Linked DNA regions of Homo sapiens: region 2 is linked to region 1. Evidence: read pairs that join two places in POLR2A ChIA-PET (ENCODE). Cell type or tissue: MCF 10A. All regions are shown on one strand.

What was found. Peaks named below come from ENCODE experiments on the same cell type or tissue, not always from the same donor. Only the 100,000 strongest peaks of a DNase experiment are listed, where the experiment ranks them.
Region 2: POLR2A ChIA-PET joins it to region 1 with 7 read pairs; 1 of 35 experiments calls an interaction of 5 or more read pairs at or near these places.

Annotation. Positions count from the first base shown.
Region 1 is chr2:9,249,596-9,253,595 of GRCh38, reverse strand. All of the region lies in intron 1 of ASAP2 (ArfGAP with SH3 domain, ankyrin repeat and PH domain 2), which reads right to left. Among named protein-coding and RNA genes, the nearest start is that of ASAP2, 45 kb to the right of the region's middle. In MCF 10A, no CTCF peak of the experiment used is centred here; DNase peaks (open chromatin) are centred at 1,785, 2,895 and 3,935.
Region 2 is chr2:8,992,136-8,996,135 of GRCh38, reverse strand. All of the region lies in intron 1 of MBOAT2 (membrane bound glycerophospholipid O-acyltransferase 2), which reads left to right. Among named protein-coding and RNA genes, the nearest start is that of MBOAT2, 9.5 kb to the left of the region's middle. In MCF 10A, no CTCF peak of the experiment used is centred here; a DNase peak (open chromatin) is centred at 2,055.

The DNA.
Region 1 (4,000 bases):
ACAGGAGGCAGGAATGGGGGAACCAACTGAAGAGGGGAGTTCTGCGTGACGGCACTCTGCTACGTTACATCTGTAGGGTGCTTAGACGATTTCACAAAACCCACTAAACTGCACATTTAAAACGTGAATTTTGGCCGGGCACAGTGGTTCATGCCTGTAATCCTAGCACTTTGGGAAGCCAACGCGGGCGGATCACCTGAGGTCAGGAGTTGGAGACCAGCCTGGCCAACATGGTGAATCTCTGTCTCTACTAAAAATACAAAAATTAGCCAGGTGTGGTGGCGGGCACCTGTAATCCCAGCTACTCAGGAGGCTGACGCACGAGAATCGCTTGAACCCAGGAAGCAGAGGTTGCAGTGAGCCAATATCGCGCCATTGCACTCCAGCCTGGGTGACAAGAGTGAAACTGTTTAAAAAAACAGAAACAAAAACAAAAACTGGTGAATTTTATTGTTTGCAGAGTAGACCTCAATTCAGCTGACTTTAAAAACTTTTTAAAAAACAACAAAAAACGACTTTCGTTTCTTTGTTGCCTCGGGATTGGCTTGGGCTTAGGGATGCACGGGCAGCTTTTGAGGGCTGCAGTGAACAACTAAATAGTCAAGATGCTTGGTGTAGGACCAGTGATTGGGCCCACGCACTATCTGCTTGTGTTCCTAAATTCTTTTTTTTTTTTTTTTTGAGACGGAGTCTCGCTTTGTCGCGAGGCTGGAGTGCAGTGGCGCGATCTCGGCTCACTGCAAGCTCCGCCTCCTGGGTTCATGCCATTCTCCTGCCTCAGCCTCCCGAGTAGCTGGGATTACAGGCGCCCGCCACCACGCCTGGCTAATTTTTTTGTATTTTTAGTAGAGACAGGGTTTCACCGTGTTAGCCAGGATGGTCTCGATCTCCTGACCTCGTGATCTGCCCGCCTCAACCTCCCTAAGTGCTGGGATTACAGGCGTGAGCCACTGCACCCGGCCGTGTTCCTAAATTCTTTAACTGTCTTCCGAAGGCTTTTTTTGGGGGGCGGGGGTGTTAGGGGAATAGGGTCTCACTTTGTCGCCCAGGCTGGAATGCAGTGGTGTGATCTCAGCACACTGCAACCTCCACCTCCTGGGTTTAAGCGATTCTCCTGCCGTAGCCTCCTGAGTAGCTGGGCGTGTGCCACCATGCCCAGCTAATTTTCTGTATTTTTAGTAAAGATGGGGTTTTGCTATGTTGCCCAGCCTGGTCTTGAACTCCTGGCCAAAAGTGATCCACCCATCTCGACCTCTCAAAGTGCTGGGATTACAGGCAAGAGCCACTGCGCACAGCCCCAAAGGCCTTATTTAAAATGACTCTTCCTACAGTCCCTGGTTCATCAATTACTCTCAGTTGTCATCTGCTCTTTGACCTTCAAGGCTGAGTGGCCTCACTCCAATGCAGTCCTAGCAGCTGGTGTCAGGCACGCCTGCCCTCCCTGGCCTGAGTGACCTCTCTCCAAGGCACCTCACAGTGTGTGTTAACGGCTTTTGTGACACGAAGGCTCTCCTTCCAGCATTTCCCAGAGGGAAGGTTTTGTACAGGCTAACACTCTAACACCTACTGGCCAGTACTTCCCAAGTACATCTGATTTATTTCAAATAACTGATGAACTAAATTCAATGAGCTACAGATGATAATTAAAAAAAAAAAATTAAGGAAAGAAAAAAAAAAGCAATGTGGGCACAGGCTTCTCATTCCTAAAGCTCCCTGTCAGTGGCCTCAGGCCCATCTCTGCTCCATCCATCACTGCCAGAAAACTCACATTCAGTCTTCCTTCCTGGCAGCTGTTCCTCACCCTCAGCCACAGCCACCTTCCCCTTGCGTCATTCCTGAAGGCATTCCATTTGCCACGCTGATGTCCTCCAGCCACTCCACTTCCTCATCACAAAACCGAAGGTCCCCAGGAAAGACCCCATGAATTCAACAAGGTGCGCCCCCCAGCTGCTCCCTTCCCCTTCTCCCAAGGGTCACTGAGTCCCCAACTCACCAGCTGGGATGGAGGGAAAAGGAAAGTCAGATGAGGTAATGCGTTTTAGTAAAGTGTAAAATGCACGTTATCTTTACTTATTAAGCATACAAAACCCACCCGACGGACATCAGGGATTAGCTGTTCTGCTTCGAGCTTCTCAATTTCTCCACATGCTTTGCGCCCAGACCCACTGAGCAGCCAGACTCAACCAGATTCCCCAGGTCTGGGCCCCCACAGGGAGGGCAGGTCCCCTAAGGCTGTTACACGTGAGTACCAAGCAGATGGAGCCCAGAAGATGGGAAGGAGTGGGACGAAGTCAAATGCCAGCCCCACCCTCACAACCTCAGTCCCCTTCTCTGTAAGACAAGTGACTAGAGGGAAAGCCACAGGGCCCACCTCTACTTGCGGACTAAACTCCTGATGTGACAACGCTCTGGCCACGTTCCTCCTTTCAAAATCTCCTTCGCGATCTGTTTACCAGCCCTCCACGCTCCACTCCCGTCCACTTATTCCCTGAAGAACCTGTGGGTTTCCACACCTCAGTGTGTTTTCTCACCTCTAATCTGTCTCCAATTCAAACTCTACAGACCTTTCAAGATCCACCCAAATGCCACCTCCTTGGTGAGCCTGCCCACTCCGGGTTCCCATCTTATCTCTGTAAGAAATTGACTTTCACCACGCCTCGTTTCATAGTTCACTGTTTTAAGTTCCCCGGGAGCAAGCCCCGAGTCTTGTCTATTTCTGTATTTCCACCATGGTGGGCTCAGCACTTTGCTCACAGATGGCCCATGGTGGCCTGTGCTGAATCACATCCCTAGGACCCCGCAGGTATAGCTTAATTCCACAAGGCAGATTAACAGGAAGACTGCAACATCTCAGGGGCTGAGACACCTCCGCTCCACCCTGGCTCTGATTCAGAGCTCCTGAGCTCCACAGCCTACTCCTGTTCCTCTCTGGGTGCTCACTGCTTTCTGCTTCCAACCTTGTCCGATAGTTACTTGTGGCCTCGGCTTAAATGAAAGAGCACACCACACTGCATTTGCCCTGGGGGCCGTGCAATGTGCCCTGTATCCTTTTGTACCCTCTGTGGAATGGGAAAACACTTTTACACCTCCCAAGGCTTAAGTGATTAAAGATCTGGGGTCCCAATTCCCACCCAAGGGCCACATGTCTGGCATCCTGCATCCCCACTCCCATCTTTAAAGTCATGCATGGCACCTGGGGCACCGCGAGAACTCCAGGAGCCCTAGGGACAGCTGTGTATTCACATGTCGTGTTCTTTCCCCTCTTTCCCTGGTGCCTAGGCAGGAAGTCTGTGGTTAAATACCATTTGCTGAATTATTAGTAATAATTACCATGTGTGTAACATTCCTTACAGTTTGTGGAGTTTTATCCAACAAATGTTACATGACCACTTTGTGTCAGGCAGCGTGTTAAATGCTAAAAATGATCCTGGCAGTTTCTGCCCCCAAGGAGATCATGGGTATTATTTTAGCTTTATGAAACCCTACAAAGCAATTGAGGTAGGTATTATTTTCCTCATGTTACAGATGATAAAACTGAAACTCAAGTGAGTAAGTAAATATTCCAAGTAAGAAAATGGAAAGAAGGGAAGAGTTGTATACCCAGATTTGACCCCAAGCCCTGCCTTCCTTCCACATGGCATGTAGCCTTTTGATGGGCAGGAGACGGTGGCCCAATGTTCCTACATACTTCTCACAGATCCTGAGCAGGACCAGCCCAAAACAAAAATCTGGAAGCCTAGCAGAGTGTTTTCAGGGTAGCCTCTCTCTAATCATGCCCCTCGGTCATCCTCTGCAGTATCCCCACACGGCCCTGCCCTCCTCTGGGGGTGGCAGTGCATGCAGCTCCCCCGCCAGCCCGGGCATGCCTGCCTGCAGCTCCAGGAGACCCGTGCCAGCAATCTCAGCCCAGCGCCCAGTCTCACTCAGGCTGTGAACTTTCTGTCCACACGACAGTGTGGGTGCTCCACCCTGCTAAGTCATGGCTATGCAGTCTATGTGA
Region 2 (4,000 bases), 260 kb after region 1:
GAGCCATTGCGGTGCATTTTTAAAGTGTGGCTCTGAGACCACCTGTGTCAAAGATCACTTTGGATTGTTATTAAAAGTGTACATTCCCAGGCTCTACTCAGGGTATACCCAATGAGGGCCAGGGAGTCTGCATTTTCGACAGGGCCCCTGCTTCCCCCCACCTCCCACCACCATCACAGATAACAGACTTGGGCCAAAGTTTTTAGGCTGTTCATATTATTAAAAGTTTATTAAAATGGAATGTAGGCCGGGCGCGATGGCTCACGCCTGTAATCCCAGCACTTTGGGAGGCCGAGGCGGGCGGATCACAAGGTCAGGAGATCGAGACCATTCTGGCTAACACGGTGAAACCCCGTCTCTACTAAAACTACAAAAAATTAGGCCGGGCATGGTGGCGGGTGCCCGTGGTCCCAGCTACTTGGGAGGCTGAGGCAGGAGAATGGCGCGAACCCGGGAGGCAGAGCTTGCAGTGAGCCAAGATCGTGCCACTACACTCCAGCCTGGGTGACAGAGCGAGACTCCGTCTCAAAAAAAAAAAAAAAAAATGGAATGTATTTTTAAAAAATGTTTATATTTAACACATTAACATGTACTCGCCAAAACGTAAGGCAGTGTAATTGTGCTATTGACAATATAGTCACAAGGGAAAAATAAAATTCACTGTGTACTCTACTCTAGGCAATTTGGCCCTGAAACAAGACAATATTAAAGTTGGATGGTGTACACATCTCCCTTCAGTCCTGTCACTGCATCTCTGGTGACTGTATGTATAATCTCATATGTAGAAAATGTTGAACGTCTACATTTGGGGTCCTTCCGGAATGGGAGGCCTGAGCCAAGTGTCCCTTTTGGCCTACTCTGTGAGAGAGCCTGCTCCATGTGATTTTTTTTTCTCTCCTTTAAAAATTGTATTGATTGATTGATTGAGATAGGCTGGAGTGCAGTGGCTCAATCTCGGCTCACTGCAACCAGTAGTGAGATTGCCGGATTATGTGGCAGTTCTGTTCTTACTGTGAGCTTACCTTTGAAAGTCTCTGTCTGATGGGGTAGGCTTGGACCCTCAGAAGGATGGCTTATTCAACCCCCGACCCCTGACAAACTCTCACACTCTTTCCACACATGCCGAGTAAATTGCTTAGAGCAACGTATGTGGCGAGCTGGAATTTAAATCCTGGCTTTCTGCTGCTTAAAGTACTTGCATACTCAATTACTTAAAATGCTCCTCAATACATTTTCTCTCTTTTAACTCCTTGCCTTTGATTAAGCTGTTTCCTCTTGAAATCCCTGCTACACTTTTTGGCTTGGCAGATCCGTATTTTTCAATAGTCAGCTAAAGCCTATGCCTCCTTGATGAAGCGTTTTAAGATTTGCCCCATCCTTTCCTCCCTTTTTGGGTATCTTGCATGCATGATATGTTCGTGCATGCTACACCTACATGCCCTAAGTATTTGTAATTCTTCTGCCTCAGGCTGCAGGCATTCCAGGTGGACCCATGACTTGGGACCTCTTCACACAGCTGTCTCGCATCCCATGCAGCATTTATGTCATGAGGCCAGTGTTCTGGAGAAGGACCGAGAGAAGAGAGGCCCCTGGTATTCCTGATCTGCCTCTCTCCTTTGCTCTGGACTAACCAGCCTGTCCTGTTTCTGTACAGCAGAAGCCCAGTGTCATCCAGTTCTTTCTTAGGAAGGAGTTAATGGCAAGATCCCATGCGGGGTCCTCGCCCCTCTCCACTGCCTTCTTGTCATATGTGAGTACCCCTCCAACTCCAGGAAGCAGTGCTGCGAGAGAATGCCTGGGCTGCCCTGTTGGTTAGGGCCCTCCGAACAGTCCCATCATGCCCCGCTTTCACTGTATTCTACTCTGATAACACCTGGAGCATTGATTTTTTTTTTGTTTGCTTTACAAGTCTCCCTCCCAAACTAAATTCCTTAAGAATAAGGACCTCCACTTACTCATCTTTGTGTCCCGTCTGCCTAGGACCATTCTTGGCACGGAGCATGTTTAGAGTCCGCAGGGCTGGTGTGATGAAAGCATAGACTGGCTCAGCTTCTGACTGTCCCTTGTTAGCTGTGTGCTCTTGGCAAGGTGCTGATCTTTTATTTGCTTCAGTTTCCTCATCTATAAAGTAGTTCACGTAGTGGGTGTCTCCCTACGGAGTTGTGGTTAGCACTGAGGAGACAATGCACACGGAGTCAGAACCTGGCGTTTTGGGTGTTACTGACTTTAAGTGCTTTTCCAGGGGCTGGAGAGGGCACCATGCTGTTTAAGGCTTTACTTTCTTCAGAGCCTAGGAGAGTGTTCTCTGTCATCCATTTTGCAAGGAGTGAAGTGTCTCATGTATGCCAGGTGGTGAACAAGACACAGGGTACAGCGGAGGTACTGCAGTTGAATGCAGTGATTTTCAGACATAAAACACCGCAGCTCCTTGGAGCACTTCCTGGTAGAGAGGGCCAGGTCCTGCTGAGGAAGTTAGGAAGGCCAGGTTCTGAGGGATGCGGTCTAGTGGGTCTAGTGGGGTCATGCTGGGTGTTCCCAGGGGACTTTTCCTGGGAACTGTGCACTTTTCCTGTCTTTCATTGGCACTCACGCCTCCTGGGCTAGGTAGAAGGCAGGTTAGGGGCTAGGAAATCTGTGGACACTCACTTCACTGGCCAACAAGCTTCTCCACAGACTGAGCTCCCCTAATCAGCTTCTGGTCACTCTGCAGCTGCTTTCTCTTGCAGCTGGTCTGTGCCTCTTACTGCTGTGGAGTCTTGAGCATTCCGATGCCTTTAGTGGTTAGGCTCACTGAAGGACCGCGCAGCAGGTCTCTCTTAGGTAAGAAGTGAGTGATAGAAACCTTTTTAAAATGGGTTACTTAAAAGGAGGCTGAGGACATGCAAAGCATTGAAGAATTTTGGGGGATTTTGGCTGGATTATTCAAAAAGAATTGAAGATAATTCTGAGAGGTACCACTATTTTCAGCTGGATGATTACAGTGTCAGGTGTGGTTGGAAAAAGAAGCTTTATGAGCATTTTAATCAAGAGATTCAGATAAAAGAAGCCTGCAGTTGCACAATTGTCTTTATTGATAGAGAACAAAGGACTGCCACTTTTAGTGTCCCTTTAGTAGGGCCCTCTAGAAAGACTCCTTTGGGATATCTCACCCACCCTCCATGTCCTCCAGCCATCCATCCAGTCCAGGGAAGCCTGGCTTTTTGGCAGCAGCAGATGAATCATTGACAGATCCTCCCAGAGCAGCTCAAAGGAACAGGTAAACCCGTGTCCCTGTGGAGTGGGGAAAGCTCTGCTGAGCCAGGCGACCAGCCAGCTGCCAACCCCGTGGACCACATTCTTCTGGGAAGTCCCAAGCTCTGACCAGCATGCCTTGCTTCTGTCTAGGCGTTGGACAAAGACATAGCTTCCCATTTTAATCCATCATCTCATAGAAACTTTTTCAGGTTTTGGAGATTTTCTCCGCCAGACTTAGGTGTTAGTGGAAGGTCAGGGTGATACATAACATATAATTTTAGATATATTTAAGTAGTTCAATACATGTATGGTATATGTTAAAATAAAATAGATAGCTCCCTGCTTGTACAAACAAAACATTCTGGTTCTTTTAATTTTCTTTTTGAAACTAGATTATAGCTAAAACTACAATATATACATGAAAAACATCTAAGTGATACTTTACTTGTTAAAACTCAATGGAGAGGCTGGGCACGGTAGCTCATGCCCGTAATCCTAGCACTTTGGGAGGCCAAGGCAGGAGGATCCCTTGAGTCCAGGAGTTTGAGATCAGCCCAGGCAATGTAGCGAGACCTTCAAATCTGTATTAAAGCAAACAAAAAGAATGAATGGAGAGAGGTGCTGGCTGTTACAGAACAAGTAGTTACAAAACCATTTATCTACTGGGTGCTCAATAAATAGTAAAATTGGATGCATCTAATTTAACAATATTAAATTTCAAGATAGATGTAAAGACCTGCAATAAAGGTCTAGAAATTAATTGTAT